2 separate regions of the Homo sapiens genome follow, and region 2 is linked to region 1. A link is an interaction called in ENCODE POLR2A ChIA-PET data of the cell type or tissue named here. Cell type or tissue: OCI-LY7. All regions are shown on one strand. Links, peaks and the distances in the headings refer to the core of each region. The heading gives the core; the rest is flanking DNA. Region 1 overlaps FUT9 (fucosyltransferase 9). Region 2 overlaps UFL1 (UFM1 specific ligase 1).

Region 1 (17,338 bases), core at 7,304-11,303:
CATCCTAACCCTAACCCTTAAGTTAGTCAAGTGTCCTGAAACACCATCCTACCCGCATCTTGAATTACCTAGCAGAATAAAGAATTTGTCTAATATGTAAGACCTTTTATGGTTCACTACTGTTTTGCAATTCTTATGGTAGAATGTATTTCCTCCAAACATCAGTGTCTTAGTTCAGGCTGCTGTAACAAATTATCATAGACTGGGAGACTTAAACCACAGAAATTTATTTCTAAGAGTTCCAGGGGCTGGAAGTTCAAGATCAGGGTGTGAGCTTGTTCAGGTTCTGGTGAAGGATCTCTTCTGTTTGTATCCTCACATGGTGGAAAGAGTTCCTGGGATCCTTATCACAAGGCACTAATTCTATTTATGGGAGAGGGGGCTTCATTCTCAGGACCTAATGAATTCCCCAAATCCCAACCTCCTAATACCAAAACACTGGGGGTCAGGATTTCAACATATAAATTTGGGAGAGCGGGACACAAACATTCAGTCCATTGTAATCTGCGTGAGCTAACTTGAATGAAAAATTTCTTTTAACATTTTTGTTGGAAACATTGACATTTACAACCATATACATTTTTCATATCATTTTATTTTTGCCAAAATGCTTAGTAATGATTCTACATGGGTCTGAATACAATTTCAGGTGATTGTTGTTACATCTTTTTGGAAATCATTGCTACCACACTTGAGAGATGTTTAGTTTATTAGATACTTGACCCCTGTAAATTTTTGCCCCTTTCTAGGAAATTAGGGTCTTAGTAGAGTGTGGGTTTCTACATCATACCACCAGTGTTTAGAGATTGCTGCCAAAAGTCAAGACAAGGAGGAAAGGAAGCCCGTTATTGAAAAAAAAAACTGGACAAACACTAAAAGTTTAAGGCTGACGAGTAGCAGCAAACAAACAGGTTCTTCATCAAAACAAAAGATTGTCTGCACAATACATTGACAAACATGCACAAAATTCTCATTTGTCCAAAAAGATTGGCACTTTGGAGGACAAAATAAAGAGATAGGTTCTCAATCTTGAAGGGAGCACTTTATACTCTGAGGACATAAGAGAGCCATGTACAAACATTTACATAACTTAGAATTAGGTGTGAAGGTTCCCTGTACCATTGAAAAAATTTTAAAAACAGAAACATTTTTATAAGGCTGGAGTCAAAATGAATGGTTTTATGGATTTAGAGGAAGACTTGTAGAAAATGGGAGGTGTGAATTTGGGCTGGTGGAAAAGGCCAGAAAATGCATTTCTTGTGAGGAATAGTACATGAGTAATTACACAGACACACATTATTCTGTCCAGTCACAATGGCATTTTTCCATTTCCCTGAGTTCCTCTCTGCTGATTTTTCTTCAGATATTTGAGGTGCTGGCTCCCACTTGTCATTTAAGTCTTGCCTTAAGAATGCCTGTGTCATCTTACTTATGTAGACACTAGTCTCTCTGTAGAATTATGCCTTATTTTATTTTCCTCAAAGGACTTGCCTTAACTGATATTGTCTTGTTTACTTTCTTGTGTTTATTTTGTCTGCCATTCTCCACTAAAATGTTAGCTACATGAGAGAAGAGAACTTTTCCATCTTTACCTGCTGTTCAACAGCAATTTGAACAGTACTCAACATAAAGTTCACGACTGATCATATTTCTTGGATAAGTTGGAGAATGTATCACACATCGTCATATGACCTTGCCTCTTCCATGGCAAGAATTGGGCCTTCAGTATGTTCTTTTCTCACTCTCTCTATTAACTAGAGGTTTCCTTGATTCATATTCTTTTTTCATTTAAACTCTATTCAACAAAAAAAAGAAAAAACTGGTGACTATTTTATCAGATAAAATACTCTTACATCTGTCTTATAAAGGTAAGAATTTGGCAAGATGAAACATCTTGTCTTTTATATTTACAATATGCTAAATATGATAATTCAAAATGTATTATGGACATTTAAAATAAAAATCACACAAATTTTTTTTCTCTAATACTGTCTATCTCCTAAGATCTGCTGCTATCTTCTTACAGCTTTGCTAAAAGAGTTTTGAATTTTAAATTAAATGTGACAGCCATATTGTTGTCATTAAAATTTTCTATTAAAAAACCATTTTGCATAACAAAATAGTTAATAATTTATTTGTGTTGATTGTTTTTTAGTTTTTATAAAAAGGAATGTGAAATTTTATTATATGAATCAAGATTAAGAAAAATACAAGAAGTATTTAGGACTTCTAAAATGAGGAATTTGCTCCAGTGGTTGAGACAGGAAATATGCAATCCTGTGGCCCAGTAATTCCTTCATGGGTTTTGCAGTCACAGACCACTTCAAGCCCTACTTTAGAAATTCACAAGCAACACTTTAAAGAGATGTGATTAAATAAATACAAACTTTTCACCACTCCTGTAAAATGACTCAAAATTAATGTCCTAACAATTCCAGCTTTGTATTTAAGGGCAGCACATTATTATAGAGATGTTAAAGAAACTTAGATTATTATTAAAGAAATGTGAACTGAGGATTACTAATAACTGTTTTCAAGCATATAAAAAGTGCTGTAAAAATGGTTGACCAGATGTTTTCCATCTACATGGGGACAGAATCAAATTAAATGATGGCAAATTATAATAAGAAAGAAGTAAATTACACCTAAAAATAAAAAAACATCCCCACTGGATAAGATTATAGATTGGCACAGTCATCTTTCACCAGTTAAGTACAGCAATACTTGCAGGCAGAGAATGAAGAGACAATACCTACCAGGATTTTTCTTCTGGCAGAAATAGACACAGGGGTCTCTAAATAAGAGGCTCACTATTACCACGATAACAAAATACACACATTATGGTCTTGTTTTCCCCCAGTTCATCATTGTGCTTTTATTTGGAACCAGGAAAAGAAACAATAAAGTGAACTGAGAAAGTGTGACTAGGTTAGAAAGGTTGAAGAAGATGGAAATAAATGAAGGAAGATAAGAATGCACAGTTAGGAAGTAAATAATAGTAAACTCAAAGACTTTTTCAATACATAACAGTTCTGAAGTCCTAAACTGATGACCTAGAAAACATCACAAACCAAAGCTCCTTGAAATTCAATGCAATCCATTTCATATATGTGCATTTAGAAAAAATCATCAGATTCTAAAGCATTCATCTATCCCAAAGGGGTGGCTGACTTCAAAAAGTTTCAGGATCTTAGACTAAACATTGCTGTGGACTAAATAATAGTGTTGCTATTCCGATCACGATTTTACCTTAATAATTAGGCATTAGCTAGATTGAAGACTTTTTTTTTTTTTCCTGGAGCTGGACTGAGAAAATGTCCTCAGCAAGATATCAAGTGTCTTTCAAGAACTATTTAAAGCTAAAGGAATATCTTGTGGCTCCCAGTTACCAGACATTACAGTTTAGGAGAGAAATGTTGGAGCTCATTAAAGAGAAAGAAACAGTGCTTCTCCAAGTCCATGGCCCCGTCACCTGCTTCTCCTTCCCAGTAGAACATTTAGCTCTGTCTTTACTGAGTAAAGGTAAGGCTTTGTATTTTTGTTTCCTATCTGTCTCATTCCATCTTTTATCTCAACAAAATACATCCCCAATACTACATTGTCTGCTAATAAATGTGTAAGCTATATGGTCACTTTGAAAGAAACAGAGAAAAATTAATGGTCTCGATGCTAAATATATAAATCAAATACCAAATATTATACCTATTCGGTGGCTAGCTGTGATACTTATGTAAATACAAATGCCATGGGGCACCTAGTTTAATGTAGATTTAATAGGCATGTACATTGAAAATATAGAGTTTCTTGTTTAAAACTACTCTGCCCTTCTACCTGAGCCTCAAATATTATGAAAAAATAAGTAAATGAATGCACATTACACTTTAAAATAAATTTTACCTGGTGCTATAAACCAGCGATTGCAAACTTTCTATAGGGGGCCAGAGAGCAAATATTTTAGGCTATGTGGGCCATTCAGTCTGTAATGGTTAATTTTAGATGTCAACTTAATGAGATTAAGGGATACCCAGATAGATGGTAAAGCATTGTTTCTGGGGATGTCTGTTTTGAGGGTGTTTTCAGAAGAGACTGGCTTTTCATCAATGGATTCAGTAAGGAAGATCTGCTCTCACCAACGTGACTGGGCACTAACAAATTTGCTGAGGGCCCAGACAGAACAAAAAGCAGAGGAAAGAAGAATTCACTCTCTCTCTCTCCCTTCTGGAGCTGAGACATTCAGCTTCTCCTGCTTTTGGACATCAGAACTCCAGGATCTCCAGCCTTCAGACTCCAGGGCTTGCGCCCCTTCCCTCTCTACCTTCAGCCTTGGACCGAGAGTTACATGGCCCACTCCCTGGTTCTCAGGCTTTGCACTTGGACCGAGCCACACTATTGGTTTCCCTGGTTCTCCAGCCTGTGGACCTCATACTGTGGGATTTCAGCCCTCCATAATCACATAAGCCAACTCCTCTAGTTAATCCCCTCCTATTTATATCTCTCTACATTTATAAAATATGTATTTGAAATATTTTATATCATATAATATACAATGATATATAATATATGTTATATTTATATATATCCTATTGGTTCTGTTTCTATGGGAAACCCTAATATGCAGTCTATGTTGCAACTACTCAACTCTGTCATTGTAGCACAAAAGCAGTCATAGACAATGTAGAAAAGGGTAAATCTGGCTGTTTTCCAGTAAAATATTATTTAAAAATTAGGCAGCAGCTGGATTTGGCCACCAGGCTTATAGTTTGCTGACTGTGGATTTAAACAGTTCCTTTGGGAAATTTTGCTTTTTCATTCGCCCAGATATTCTCTCCTTTCACCTATTTTTCTTGCCCAGTTGAAATTCAAGAGAATGAGTAGAGGCATCTTCTCATCTGCTAACCTCAGGGCCATGCTTCCTGGCTCCTTGCTTCTGGCTTGCCCTGCTGGCTTTGGTTCTGCGGCCGGGATAATTTGTAATCTGGGACTCTCCAGGAAGGGCACTATGTGGAGCTGCCTGGCTGTCTTGGTTCTCCTCAGCTCCTTTGGCGCTATGACTTTTCAGGGGTCTGGCTGTGACTGCCGCTTAGTCTTAGGCTCTGCAGGTCCCACAGCTACTTCATCACATTATGGCAATCCCCTCTGACAAGCTTTCCAGCTGCATCTACATCCCACCCATACTATACATAAAACAAGGGCAATTTGGAGAACTGTCTCAAGATCTCAGGTGTCTGACTATACTGTTGGCTCTTCCCATGGTTTGTGAGAGGCCACTTCTATCTCCTTTAAATATTACCCTAAATTATGTGATACTCCTCACTTAGATCAAACCCAGAGAACTTCCCTCAATCCTAAATCTTGATATGTTTAAAAGCATTAAAATTTTTTTCTCTAAAAACAATTGAGTTTGTATCTTTTACTATATGTCAGAAGGTGAAAATTACAGTCTTCTTTCTCTTCTTAGTCCTTCTCTAATAAATCTGAATTTACTTATCCTACCCACCCCCAAGGTAAAATAGATGACAAGCCAGCTAGGATAAAGGTCATGCATTGAGAAAGTTCAGAAAGGAAAATAATGTAGTTACATGTTATGTTAAATTTCCCCTACAACAGTCCTCCTAGATAGGTATTGTTATACTCATCTAGAAATGAAAAAATTAAGGTTCACAGAATTTGCTAAATAAAGCTTGACCACCTGCTATATAAAAAAACAGAAAACCTATCTGTTTCTGACTACACTCCTAATTCTCATTCAACCACAATTCCTGGAAGACAGGAAGTTAACTCCTGGTAAAGAGCATGGTTTGTGTTCCAGCCCCAAAGCCTCCAAATAAATGAACTTCTCTCCACCTTTGCATGGAATCACTGGGATTAAATGAGGTAAGTATAGTAACAGCTATCTTTCATCCAGCCCCTGGGTAAGTCAGGCAGTTTCTAAACATTTAGATATATTATCTCATTTAATTCTCAAAACAATCCTATAAGGTATTAAAATTATTATCATTTTTTTACTTAATGTTACTAAGGTCCTCAATATAGAGTCTGCCACATAGTAAATGCTTAGTAAGAACTAGTTATTCTTAAAATTATTACTCTTCCATTAGAATTACACCAACCAATAATATTTATACAGACATCTTTTTCCCCAGAGCAGAAGCAGTCTTTGATAGGCAGCCTTTGTTTGCTCATACTGTGAGGAACTCCCATTCTTAAAAGGACTAAAAGAGCATCACACTTAAGAACAAATTCTGGGGTCCACCTACACTGCCATTCTCCTCAGCTCCCATGATGCCAGACTTTGCTGGGTGCAGAGGCCCAGAACATAATGGCAGTGTTGGAAGCAGGAAAAAGATAGGAAAGGATGTGTACCAGGATGGCCAAGACAAGCCACTGGGTCAATTCAATATCCAGGCACGATTTTTCCCTTTTGAATTTACATTTGTTTAAGTTTTAATCCTAACCCACTTGATGAATTCAATTTGAATTCATTTTGAATTCTTAATATCACAACGTATTTCCTCATTTTATGAAAAGGGGAGACACTGTATTATGGAAGAAGTCTTGGCCCAGAAGCTAATATATGTGGTTTGTCATTTCTATTGTGCCACTAAATATGTGATATTAGCACTAATCGAAATTTTATGTATCTATTTGAAAATACAATCAAACTATATAATAAGGCTATAAGACTAGATGTTCATAAAGATACCTCCCAGAGAAAAATTGTCTTTTGAATATTTTCTATTGTCCTCGGCTCAAATGCTAATGAGTCTCTTCGTCTTTAGTCAACATAAGACTTGAAATTGTTTCCATTGGCAACCACCTCACAATTATTAGTTAAAGAGAAACCAGCTCTAGGCTTTGAATAATCCATCATTTTTAGAATTATTTATGGGTTTCAATTCCTCATTTGATTTTCTTTTTAACTGAAATATAAATGGAAGGAATATGAACTGTAGTATCTAAGGGTCTTCTTTACCTATCATTATGTTAATCATTTAATATAATAAACACAGAGATATCCACTTCCCATCTCCCTTTTGCACTGTGCCAATATTTGCTTCACATCAGCATTCACTATTTGCAATCCATAAAATCACATGGTGAAAAAAAATATGTCCTTTTTCTTTAAGGATCTCATTAATACTTTGATTTCACAGTTATCAACTACAAAAAAAAACACCTTTTGTAGTTTCTGTCATTTTGGGATTTCGAAAGAATCTGGGTCTTATTTTATACCACAAGAAGCAGAAACCTCATTCTCTCAATGCAATGAAATTGTTATAGCTGTAAATATATAGTTATTGGGATCTTAGGTATAGTCATCCCGTATTGTATATGACCATAGAAGATTCGTCCTTCTTCATTCCAAACAAACCAAGAAAAAAACTATCAGGTTAGAATGTTTGATTGAACTTTCATGCATTCATTTTTTATATTTATTTGTTCAATACATATTTACTCATTTAGTAGATATTTATGTCTCCCGTGTACCAGAAATTGTGCTAAGTACAAAGAATAGAAAGTCAAAACAAATTTGGTTCATGCCTCCATGGAGCTTATGGTTTAATAGGGGAGAAACACAGGCAAATCAATTATAGTGTCATTATAATGCAAGTGCTATGTCAAAGAGATGCACAGCAGCTATGGGAGCACAGAGGAGGAACATCTTTCTTACTAAGACAAAATCTTTCAAAGGTATTTATTATTCAACAGGATTTATATGTTACTTTAACAATTTTTTTTGCTTATGCATTATTTAAGAGGGATACTATTCAAAACACTATGTTACATAAATACATGAACTTAAAAATATTTAGTGAACATTTGTTATATGCAAAGTTTTGGTTAAGTTACCTTGCTGGCTGAAAGAAAAGATGGAATTCTTATACATAAGAACAATAAAAATTAAGAAAATGATAATGAGTGAAAATCACTTATTCCCAAAGAGAACACCTGAAAAAAAATATGTTTTCAGAAATTGAAGGTCAAAGAGGGGCAAAGTACATCAGAGAAAATGAGTTTCTTAATCTCGTACAGCCAGATTTGCCTACTGAACACACAGCTTATGACAAAATAATTGTGCAGTAATTACTCTAAAAGATGAGACAAAATCAAGTTAAAATGGAGCAAATTGCCTTTTGCATTGTGGCCAATGACAATTAGTGACACATTCATGCTGTAAAATACCACTTTCTTTTTGTGAGAGGTGACCTATTGCTCGATGGTTAAGTAACTAGGTTACTTCATGGAAAATCTTCTGCAATCCTGTCTCTCAGAGGAAATGCAAAGTTTATTATTGCTACTGCTTTGGTGGCAATTTCATATTCAATAATGAAACAAGTATACATCTTAAGTCATGCAAGTGTAAGTGCAACAATTTTTCCCGGTCATGTTTACTGAGTGTTTGCTATGTCCAGGGACTATCCCAGGTTACTTACATGTATCAATTCATTTTACATGCACAAATCTAGCATAGTGGCATTTTTCTCAGTTTTTAGATGAATAACTGAGACATGGAAGGTTGGGGATGTTGCCCAAAAGTTTCACAGAGAGCCAGATGTAGATCCATGATTTGAAACCAGGCATGCTGTGTCCAGAGTAAGTGTTGTCAGACAGAATAATGTGCCATGTGCCCCACATAGTCCAGAAACCAGTGGATGGTCTTCCTGTTTACATTTTTTAAATGTAAGTGAAGGGTTTTTTGGTTTTATTATTATTTTTAATTAACATATAATAATGTACATATTTATGGAGTACAGTGTGATATTTTAACACATGCATACTTTTGTATCAATTCACCAACCTTTGGCTATCCCCCTGCCACCAACACTCTCCTACCTCTAGTAACCACTATTCTGCTCTCTGCTTCTGTAAGAACAACTTTCTTAGCTTCTACATATGAATGAGAACATACAGTATTTATCTTTTGGTGCCCAACTTATGTCACTTAATGTCTTCCAAGCTCAGAATTTGTTCTTTTCTATGGCTAAACAGTATTCTATTGTGTATATTTTCTTTATCCATTCATTTGTTGATGGACGCTTAGGTTAATTCTATATCTTGGTTATTGTAAATAAAAATGAAATTTTTCTTGATGACTTAAGCAAATGCTCCCAACTTACTGTTAAGTAAAAGAAAAAAAAAAGAAAAGCAGGAGAAAAGAGATCTTTACCTACTGGTTCTCATTACTGTTTTTAAAAATAACATACATAGTTAGTCATTGAAAGTAGATAGGTAAATATATAGTTAAGATAAGGAAATAGATCTATACAGTAAAGGCTAGAAATTGTTATTAATTCTGTGAGTTGAAGTATAGACTGCTTTCATTTACTTATGTGTGTATTTTCAAAATCGTATACAATAAACATTAAGTTAATATAAAAATCACATTGTCATATCAGACTCACTTCAATGAAAGACTGTGTCCAGTATCAAGCTTTACCTGTAGTTTAAGGATCCAATCAATGAAGAGGCAAGAAGAGATCTAAAACATCCTACTAGCTTCCACAGCCCTCTTTTTCACATTAGAACACATAGTCTCTGGTTGAGAATAATAGAAGTCTACAATGTCACCTTACCCAATAGGAAGCATTTATGTTATAAGGCATCTCCATTTTATTTTTTTTCTTCATAGTTCTTTTTTAATTTTTTTTTCATAGGTTATTGGGGGAACAGGTGGTGTTTGGTTACATGAGTAAGTTATTTAGTGATGATTTGTGAGATTTTGGTGCACAAATCACCAAGCAGTATACACTGCACCCTATTTGTAGTCTTTTATCCCTCTCCTTTCTCCCTGAGTACCCAAAGTCCATTGTGTCATTCATATGCCTTTGCATCCTCATATTTTAGCTCCCACTTATGAGTGAGAACATACAATGTTTGGTTTTCCACTCCTGAGTTACTTCACTAAGAATAATAGTCTCAAATCTCATCTAGGTTTCTGCGGATGTCATTATTTTATTCCTTTTTAGGGCTGAGTAGTATTCCACCGTATATATAACCCACAGTTTCTTTATCCACTCCTTGATTGATGGGCATTTAGGCTGGTTCCACATTTTTGCAATTGTGAATTGTGCTACTATAAACATTCATGTGCAAGTATCTTTTTTGTATAACAACTACTTTTTTCTGGATAGATACCCGGTAGTGGGATTGCTGGATCAAATGGTAGTCCTACTTTTAGTTCTTTAAGGAATCTCCACACTGTTTGCCATAGTGGTTGTACTAGTTTACATTCCCACCAGCACTGTAGAAGTGTTTCCTGTTCACCACATCCACACCAACATCTATTAGTTTTTGATTTTTTGATTATGGACATTCTTGCAGGAGTAAGGGTATCACCTTGTGGTTTTGATTTGCATTTCCTTGATTATTAGTGATGTTGAGCATTTTTTCATATGTTTATTGGACATTTGTATATTTCTTTTGAGAATTGTCTAGTAATGTCCTTAGCCCACTTTTTGATGGAATTGTTTTTTTCTTGCTAATTTGTTTGAGTTCATCTTAGATTCTGTATATTTGTCCTTTGTCAGATGTATAGATTGTGAAGATGTTCGCTTATTCTGTGGGTTGTCTGTTTACTCTGCTGACTATTCCTTTTCCCATGCAAAAGGTCTTTAATTTAATTAAGTCCCAGCTATTTATCTTTGGTTTTATTGCATTTGCTTTTGGGTTCTCGGTCATGAAATCCTTGCCTAAGCCAATGTCTAGAGGTCTTTTCCAATGTTATCTTCTTGAATTTTTATAGTTTCAGGTCTTAGATTTAAGTCCTTGATCCATCTTGAACTCAGGTTTAAGCCCTTGATCCATCTTGTGTATAGCAAGAGATGAGGATCCAGTTTCATTCTCCTACATGTGGCTAGCCAATTATCCCAGCACCATTTGTGGAATAGGGTGTCCTTTCCTCACTTTATGTTTTTGTTTGCTTTGTCGAAGATCAGTTGGCTTGTAAGTATTTGGGTTTATTTCTGGGTTCTCTATTCTGTTCCCTTGGTCTATGTGCCTATTTTTAAACCAGTACCAGGCTGTTCTGGTGACTATTGCCTTATAGTATACATTGAAATCAGGTAATGTGATGCCTCCAGATTTGTTCTTTTTGCTTAGTCTTGCTTCCGCTATGCAGACTCTTTTTTGGATTCATATGAATTTTAGGATTTTTTTTCTAGTTCTGTGAAGAATAATGGTGGCATTTTAATGGGAATTGCATTGAATTTTTAAATTGTTTTTGGCAGTATGGTTATTTTCACAATATTGATTCTACCCATCCATGAGCACGGGATGTGTTTCCATTTGTTTGTGTTGTCTATGATTTCTTTCAGCAATGTTTTGTAGTTTTCCTTGTAGAGGTATTTCACCTCCTTGGTTAGGTATATTCCTAAGTATTTCATTTTTTTTATTTTTTGGCAGCTATTGTAAAAGTGCTGAGTTCATGATTTGATTCTTAGATTGGTCATTGTTGGTGCATAGGAGAGCTACTGATTTGTGTCCATTAATTTTGCATCTGGAAACTTTGCTGAATTCTTTTATCAGTTTTAGAAGCATTCTGGAGGAGTCTTTAGGGTTTTCTAGGTATGTAATCATATAATCAGCAAACAGTGACAGTTGGACTTCCTCTTTATCTATTTGGACGCCCTTTATTTCTTTCTCCTGTCTGATTGGTCTGAGACTTCCAGTACTATGTTGAGGAGAAGCGGTGAGAGTGGGCATCCTTGTCTTGTTCCAGTTCTCAGAGGGAATGCTTTCAATTTTTCCCCATTCAGTATTACATTGGCTGTGGGTTTGTCATAGATGGCTTTTATTACATTGTGGTATGTCCCCTCTATGTTGATTTTGTTGAGAGTTTTAATCATAAAGGGATGCTAGATTTTGTGGAATGCTTTTTCTGTGTCTATTGAGATGATCATGTGACTTTTGTTTTTAATTCTGTTTATGTGTTGTATCACATTTATTAACTTGCATATGTTAAACCATCCCTGCATCCCTGGTATGAAACCTACTTGATTATGGTGGATTATCTTTTTGCTGTGTTATTGGATTCAGTTAGCTAATATTTTGTTAAGGAATTTTGCATCTATGTTCTTCAGGGATATCGGGCTGTAGTTTTCTTTTTTTGTTATATCCTTTCCTGGTTTTGGTATTAGGGTGATACTGGCTTCATAGAATGATTTAGGGAGGATTCCCTCTTTCTCTATCTTGTGGAATAGTCTCAATAGGATTGGTGCCAATTCTTCTTTTCATGTCTGGTAGATTTCAGCTGTGACTCCATCTGGTCCTGGACTTTGTTTTGTTGTTGGTAATTTTTTATTATTACCATTTCAATCTCACTGCTTGTTTTTGGTCTGTTCAGGGTATCTAATTCTTCCTGATTTAAGCTAGGAGGGTTGTATCTTTACAGGAATTTATCCATCTCCTCTAGCTTTTCTAGTTTATGCATGTAAAGAAGTTCCTAGTAGCTTTGAATGATCTTTTGTGTTTCTGTGGTGTAAGTTGTAACATCTCTCATTTTGTTTCTGACTGAGCTCATTTGGATTTTTCTTTCTTCTTGGTTAATCTTGCTAATGGTCTATCAATTTTATTTATCTTTTCAAAGAACCAGTTTTTTGTTTTATATATCTTTTGTTTTTTTGTTTGTTTGTCTCTTTCAATTTCTTTTAGTTCTGCTCTGATCTTGGTTATTTCCTTTCTTCTTCTGGGTTTGGGTTTGGTTTGTTATTGTTTCTCTAGTTCCTTGAGGTGTGACCTTAGATTTACTGTTTGTGCTCTTTAGATTTTTCAGTGTAGGCGTTTAGAGCTATGAACTTTCCTCTTAATGCTGCCTTTGCTGTATCCCAGAGGTTTTTGATACATTGTGTCACTATTGTCGTTCAGTTCAAACAACTTTTAAATTTCCATCTTGATTTCATTGTTGACCTGATGATTATTCAAGAGCAGGTTATTTAATTTCTATTTATTTGCATGGTTTTGAAGGTTCCTTCTGGAGTTGATTTCCAGTTTTATTCTGCTGTGGTCTGAGAGAGAAGCATCTCTATTTTATACTTAAGATTGTTGTATAGCTTATGTGACATTCCCTAGTGAGCCATGTCTCATAAATCCATCAAAGTTTAGGTTTGTTTACAGTAAGCAATTCTAAATCAAGAACACATTTCTCAAAGTAGCTCATAGATAGAAATGCTTTTTTTTTAAGCAAACGTTCTTAGTCTGTTGCCCTGAGGACCCAGTTGTTATGTTAACAAGGAGATTAGACCAGGCCACCAACCTTCCTTCCCCACTCCCTAGGGGAATCCCCTGATAATCAAAAGAAGTCACAGGCTAGCTGCTTTAACTCCTTCCTCCTCAACAATATTTTTAGAATTTTTTTTTTTAACAGAAGGAATGAAAGGCGGGAATAACACTCAAGCCATCGTGTTTGTTTTGAATTGGAGGAAAGCAAGACCAACATCATTTATAATAGTGAATGCTTCATTATAATAATACAGAAAATGATATAAGCCTAAACAATGAAGTAACAATAGCAAGGAGAGAGGGAATGAGATTTAATAAATATCACAGCATTTCAATGGACTCAATATAGTAATTGACTAGATGTAGGATTTAGGCAGTTGAAGAAATAAATAATGATTTCCAGTCAGAGCCTTAGGCAGGTATATGAATAATGTGGCTATTTGTGGCCACAGAGAAAACAGAGGAGCAATGTGTGGGAAGATGGAGGTTCTTTAATAGAAGATAAGAGAACTTCGATTTTATTTAAACTCTGATAGAAAACAACCAGTGAAAACATAGAAATGGATGATGTAGCAAAAATATAGAATAATCTGCAGAATGAGGTAACTTTACCCATTTAGATTTCAGAATTTAATGAGGAGGGATCAGCCTTAGATGTGAGGACAGATGTCTTTTCCACTCTGGTGGGAGGGAAAAAAGCAAGAATGTTCTCTTTGATGTATTCTCTTCTAGTGGCCTCCATTTTTTCTATTGTGTTCACAAAATATGGAACTTTCTTCTGAGTATTTAGCAACTTGGTAAACTAAATATTCACAAGATTGTTTATTAGGAATGAAATCAGAGCAAAATATAAGATGACCCTTGAGGATGTTCCTTTCAGACTATGGAGAAAGAAATGGAGCCAAAAAATTTCCCGATATAAGAAAAATCCTCCCCTCCAAGGTTCGAGAAATTTGTCTCTCTAAGATTAGTGATTTCTCTTTCTTGGATATTTACTTCTAAACTCTGCCTTTCCACCTTTTTTCTAATAACATCATTTTCCAAAAAGTATGTTAATTAGTTCATTTTCAGATTACTCAGATGCAAGCTGATTAAACTTGCCTTTTTTTCTAAAAATCTCTTTACTTTTCTCATAATCTATACTTTTATCATATTATTTCTTAGGCTGTTGACATCTTTGTGGCTTATTTTTTCTATTTCAGTTCTTACTAGTTTGTTCTCTTATTGTAAATTGAACTTGAAGTTTCAGAGCTCCTAATTAACCACAGTGATACATTTTTATTTAATCCCAGCAAAGCTGGTGCTAATTAGTTTCCCATGAGCTCAAAAGATGATCAGCCTGCAAAATTTGGTCTGATGCAGAAACTGTTGTCATAGCAATGCCCCATCTAAGGTAATACTCTCTCTTTGACTCCTGCAGCCTTCTTCTTAGTATGTTAACGTCCCTGATATGCACGATGGTGTTTGTTTTGTAACTGTGTATTAGGGTTCTCAGAGAAACAGAACCAACAGTAAAGAGATTTATCATATATATAGAATACATATAAAAGAAATTTATCTGTATAGAAAGAGATTTATTATAAGGTATTGGCTCACACGATTATGACAGCTAAAAAGTTTCACAATCTGCTGTCTGCAACCTGGAGCCCCACAAAAGCTGGGAGTGGTTTGAAGGCCTGAAACCCAGACAACCAATGGTGTCAATTCCATTTCAGATCTAAGGGCTGAGAACCAGGAAACCTGAGGACAGAAGATCCATGCTCCAGTTCAACCAGTCAGGCAGACAGCAAGTTCAGCCTTTCTCTACCTTTTTACTTTATTAAGGCCTTAAAATGGGTTGAATGATGTCTACCCACATTAGGGAGGGCTATCTGCTTTACTCAGTCCGCCAATTTAAGTGCTAATCTTTTCCAGAAACACTCTCACAGACACACCCAGAAAGAATGTTTAACCATTCATCCAGGCATCCCATGGCCCAAGCAAGTTAACACATAAAATTAACCATCACAAACTGGAAGAGCAAGAATTTTATGTAAACATAATAGCAAAAGATTAGACCAGGTTACCAGCCAAGCCTAATGTTAGAAAAAAGGGTGTAGGAAAGAGTCAAGGAGGATAAAGCAGTTGGTTTCCCATGGATTCTCTATCCTGCCCTGTAAACTGGACTAAAGCCTCTATCATTAGCAGATAGAGGACCAGAAATTAAGGGAAATGTTCTGGAAGAGATGCTGTGAGTGTTTCACTGAATTCAAAGCCACTGAAACCAGCAAGAAAGTTTGATTCAGATAGTCAGTTTTCCAACTGCAACATAAAGCCAGACTGGCAACTGCAGAGTTAGAGGTCAAGGAACCACTGAATTTGGGATTCTGGGCCCACACATCCAATAGGGAGGAGCAGAAATGAGCTTGCATCAGACAGATTCTCAGACTAGTGGCAGCCAAATGATAAAGGGCAAGTAGGGTGGGTGCAGACTGTAATTCCTAGAAAAGTTTGGAATCCATATAAAACTCCTGTGGTCTTTTACAGAAACAACTGGGGAAAGAAAAGAAATTTTCAGTGGTAAGATCAACGAAGGATCAAACTATCACAATATAGTCAGTTAATATCTGACCTTATATAGTAGCTTGATGAGATCCAGGGAATTTGGATTATAAAAATATACAGGGAGGGAATTCTTTATTTTGTTTTAAGTGATTAAAATAAATATTTTAAAATTATCAACTGATGGTGTTGTGTGGAAAACTCTGGGACATAAGTGAAATGTTTACTTACATTCTTTCTTATCTCTCCCCTTATTGTTTTTAGGCAACTTGGTTTTTTGAGGTTAGTTAATTTTGAAAGCTGACTCAACAAAGCAGCACATAAGGAATTTATCTGAAAGAGAATGTGCCTAGGAGGGGATACAACTATCACAGAGGCCTTGGATCAGCAATTAATGCATCATTAATCCTTGATGTTCCTTGAATTTCTTCATAAACACCCCAATAATAAAACAAATCTAGATTCCTTCACTGTTCTGATTCACCTTTCTACACTCTCCTGATGGCACGTGACCACTGTTCCTGGCCGTTGGCTTCCAGAAAGAGAACAGACAGGGAAGTGTTGGTGAATCTAGTTTGTTCTAATTAACAATGACTCCAGGGAAATATATATCATAAAATAAATTTTCATTCATATAATTCATAGAAGTCTTTGCAACTGTTAACTGGAATCTTCATTTTCTCTCTCTTTTGTGTGTGTGTGTATGTATATATATAATTTTTAGAGATGGGACCTGACTTGTTGCCCAGGCTAGAGTGCAGTGGCACAATCGTAGCTCACTGCAGCCTCGAACTCCTGGATTCAAGCAATTTTTCTGTCTCAGCCTCCTGAGTAGCAAGCAATCCTGCCTTGGCCTTCCAAAGTGCTGGGATTACAGGCATGAGCCACTGCACTCAGTTGTCAACATTTATTCTTAAAGCAATACGTGTGACCTGAGGCAGAAAGATGTACACCAGTTTCCTCATCTGGAAAAACTGATGTAATTCTAACCCATATTTCATCTGGTTGTGAGATTTAAAGGAATTATTACCTGCAAAATGCTTGGAACCATGCTTGGCATATAGAAAGAAATATATATATATGTGTGTGTGTGTGTGTGTTTAAACACATGCACATATATTTTTCATTTAACAAATATATATTATTTGATATATATATATATATTTGTTAAATGAACAGTAAGAAATACATTTTTCCTGAAAATTAAATGGTAAAATTTATATAAAAATCTTAGTCTGGTGGTTTAAACATTGGAAATGCTGAATGGTTGTTAGCTCCTTGGTCAGTCATAACACATACGTTGAGAGCAAGAATATGACAAGTATGATTTAGGCACTAGGGACTGGAATCTGAGTAAAAACGCCCAATCTTTGCCTTATGAGCCTGGTTACAATTGAACAGAGATGACAACATTAATCGTATACTCACACAAATCTAGGTAAACTTGATACTGTGGCAAATGCTGTGCAAAAATGACACGTGGTACTATAAAATGTGTACTTGGGGTTTTGATTTAGTGTGTTGGGGGAAGGTTGGGAGACTGTTCGGGGAAGGTTGGGAGACTGTCAGGAACTTTTCA
Region 2 (4,000 bases), core at 1-4,000, 350 kb after region 1:
GAGCTGCTCCTCCTGTCAGATCAGTGGCGGCATTAGATTCTCATAGGAGCGTGAACCCTATTGTGAACTGCACATGCAAGGGATGTTGGTTGCACGCTCTTTATGAGAACCTAATGCCTGATGATCTGAGATGGAACAGTTTCATCCTGAAACCATCCCCCACAACCCGGGTCCGTGCAAAATTTGTCTTCCATGAAACCAGTTCCTGGTGCTAAAAAGGATGGGGACCGTTGAACTAGGAGATACATATACACATGTACATACACCCCTCTATACATCTGTATTTCTGTATCTTTATGTGTATTGAAAACTGTGAGTTTGTGCTGATACTTCCATTTCTAGTCCAATACCGTAAGTTTCATTTCATTCTAGTTTCCTTCTTTTCCATGTTTGTAGCTTTGTTCACTGACTAAGAAAAATCTAACTCCTATTATCCTTAATGTATTTAGTTACTTGATTAATTCCCCTTATGTGACTGGTTTCCCATTGCTACTGCAGCTCCCTTTCTCATGTGGGTGTTCTCTTTATTCCATGTAGGCTCTGACAGTCTGTGCCACATCACCCTCCTAACACAAGAAATGGGTGGTTGTTTCTGGGGAAAGAAACTGGGTAGCTGGGTGGTAGGAATGGAGAGGGATTCTTCAGTTTTGTAACTTTTTTGTACCCTGTTCATTTATTACTTTGTCAAAAACTAAAAACTAAAAATATCTTTGTTCCTATTTATAAATATTTACCTTTTTTCTTTGACTAATTATTGTGGTGATGGTAATTTTCATCAAAATCAGCTGTGTTTTTCTCATTCATAGTAGTCCTGAGTTTCGCTATATGGAGGTACCATCAAATAATGAGAGGAAAATAAGTTTTGAGCCTCAAAAGATGTTGCTAGGTTGTGTGGCTTCCAGATAGTACCATTTAAGGCACCATATCTTTGTATTTGTCTCTTAAAAATAACGAACCATCCCACTTTTCTAGTCTAACTTCAAAGGAGACACCTGCATCTCTGACTTTTAAAAAGTTTATATTTTTTGTTTTTATGGATATTTCTTGTTATCATGGATAGCCAGAGAGAAGAGCAGGAAGCAGTTAGTGAGAAGAATGATGTATGTAGGTATACTAAATACGTTGTATTCCAAATTGACGTAAAAATTCAGCTAAAGTTTCATCATACAAAAAAAGCTAGAAATTTTGCACAACTCAATTCATTGTTTATTGAACACCCACAATAAGCTAGGTACCTAGACATTTTAAGATGAAGTCCTTCAAGGAGCCTTCTACATTTTTGTAAGGATGTGTTTGCGTAGAAGGGAACAAAAGACAAAAAACATGAGAGGTTGTAACAATTATAAGGTAAACAAAGGAGAGCAAAATTCACAGAGGACCTAGACCTTGTTGGTTTGGAGGTTTGCTATGGTTTGGATGTGGTTTGTACCCACCAAAACTTATGTTGCAGTTTGATCACCAATGTGGCAGTATTGGGAAGTAGGGCCTAGTAAGTGTTTGGGTCACAGGAGTGGCTTTCTCATGAATAGATTAATGCCCTCCCACCAGGGTGAGTGAATTATTGTTCTCATGGGAATGGATTAGTTCTCAAGAGAGTATATTGTTGAAAGGATTATGGCTTCATTGGTTTCTCCCCTTTGCTTCCTCTTTCACTATGTGATTTATTTATACATGTCTTCTCCTTTTCCACTTACCACCGTAAATTGAAGCAGCTTGAAACCCTCAAAAAATGTAGCTGCTCAATCTTGAACTTTCCAGTCACCAGAATCATGAGCCAAATAAACCTTTTTTCTTTGTAAATTACCCAGCCTTAAGTCTTCTGTTATAGCAACACTAAACTGACTAAAGCCCCTGCTGTGCTTCCACATAATTTAGCTGAAAATTTTGAGTAAAACAATTTAATAAAAAGCAAATTGATCCTAAGAATTTGGTAAAAATAATAATTTACTCAAAAACACAGAAGTTTTAAATAGTCAATTTATTTTCATACAACTGTTTCTGCTTTCACAAGTTTGAAGTAGAAAATATTTACAATATTCTAAATAATCAACAATGGAGGATTGAAATGTTAGAATTACTTAAGTCGTTTTGTTATATGCATTAAAAATGAAAAGACTAACCTTAACTAGAGAGAACAGGCATACTGGCTTAAAAGGAATAGAAAAGAAATTGTAATCAGAATAAAAAGTCTAGATTCTTTTCTTGTATCCTTTAAAAAAAAAAACTATAGTTATTACAAATGAGATACAGTCATAGGAGTCCACCCCAAAGAAATGAAAACATTCATCGATACAAAGTCAAAAACATAAATGTTCATAGGAGCATTATCCACAGTAGCCACAAACTAGAAATAGTTTACCTGTCTGTCAGCTGATGAGTATATAAACAAAATGTGGTATATTCATACTAGGGAATGAACATCAATAAGAAGGAATGAACTACTGATGCATGCTTCATCATGGATGAATCTCAAAAACACAGAAAGGAGACCACATATTAATTCCATTTATGTTAATGGCTAGAAAGGCAAATTTATAGAGGCAGAAAACAGATAGTTATCTAGATTTAGGAGTGGCAGCAGGAATTAACTGCAGATAGCTATCAAGTAACTTTTTGGGTGATGAAAACATTATAAACTGGATTGTAGCAATGGTTGCACAACTCTATAAATGTATTAAGATCATTGAATTGTACACTTAAACGATGGGGTAGATTTCATGTAATTTAAATTATACCTTATTGCAATAAAACTGGTTAACAAAAGAAATGCATAGTCATTGCAGAAAATAGAAAATACTCAAAAGCAAAAAAAAAAAAAAAAAAGATTTTAAATGGATCCCTCTCAGTCACCCTAATCTAGCCTCATGTCATTCCAAACATTTTCAGTGCACATATGATCTCATTTTTCTTCAAAAATGGAATCATATGACATCCACTTGAATATTCCCAAGTAAGGAAAGAGCCTCCCAGACAGAAAAAACATTGAAGAAAAACCTAAAGACCAAGGCAAATAGTTACGTATCATGGAAATCTGAGAATTTAGTGGAATGGCAATGTAAACTGATCCTTGATTGCAAGTACAAATTGATTTCCCTGATATTTCAGTAGCAAAATTCCAATTAAGGATTTAAAATTTGGTGTAATTTTTGACTTTATTTTTTCTTTTAAACAGTATTTTTCTTAAATTCTAATTATCCTATTTTTAAGTTCATTAATCTATAACACTATAATGAGTAAGAAGTTTTTTTTTTTTTAACTTTCCATAAAGGCCTACAGCTGTGAATTCTTTGATTTCAAAATATGGATTTCAGGAGCAGCTTCTTTACTGTGAGTTTGGTTTAAATTATATTTACTTAATTAGCTGCTGAATAGACTATTAATGTAAAACTTACTAACTTTAATGTTTTTTCCTCTTTTATTGTTAATGTAACTAAAATATTTCCTGGTTTAAAAAAGTTTCTTTGTATCAAGTTTTATATATGTACCTATCTGTTACACTCACCAAACGTTTAATATTGGTTAGCCCTAGAGGAGTATAATGAAAAAAAAAGTAAGCATTTATAATGAAAATATATGTCTCACACACTCTATTATACATGTACATATAGAGATTTAAAATTGTAAGATTAAGAATAGTTTTTACTTTGTTTCTTATGATTTTGTTACATTATCTAATATGAAAGTAAATTGTGTTTCACTAACAATTTTTACCAAGAGCTGATAGCAATAAAAGTATATTCTTATCATTCAAACAACATATTAACTCGAAAATAATCTTTGTTCATTATGTTGTTTGTGAAGCTCTTGGGAGGTTTTGAGGGTTTTTTTTAATGCTTTGCTGAAAATTTTTAAAAGCAATGATTTTGTCTTTCAACTCAGATTATCTGTGCAAATGTAAGAACTAAAATGAAAAATGGAAAAGAAATATCAAGTATTGAACCAAAAATTAATTTTCACTGTATTTTCAGAATATGAACTTTAAAATTTTTGTTTGACTGAT

The links. Peaks named below come from ENCODE experiments on the same cell type or tissue, not always from the same donor. Only the 100,000 strongest peaks of a DNase experiment are listed, where the experiment ranks them.
Region 2: POLR2A ChIA-PET joins it to region 1 with 6 read pairs; 2 of 35 experiments call an interaction of 5 or more read pairs at or near these places.

Annotation. Positions count from the first base shown.
Region 1 is chr6:96,171,804-96,189,141 of GRCh38, forward strand. All of the region lies in intron 2 of FUT9 (fucosyltransferase 9), which reads left to right. Among named protein-coding and RNA genes, the nearest start is that of FUT9, 160 kb to the left of the region's middle. In OCI-LY7, for the core only: no CTCF peak of the experiment used is centred there; no DNase peak of the experiment used is centred there.
Region 2 is chr6:96,530,995-96,534,994 of GRCh38, forward strand. It overlaps UFL1 (UFM1 specific ligase 1), which reads left to right. Exons shown (of 19, transcript NM_015323.5): 7 at 3,269-3,327. Among named protein-coding and RNA genes, the nearest start is that of UFL1, 11 kb to the left of the region's middle. In OCI-LY7, for the core only: no CTCF peak of the experiment used is centred there; a DNase peak (open chromatin) is centred at 1,607.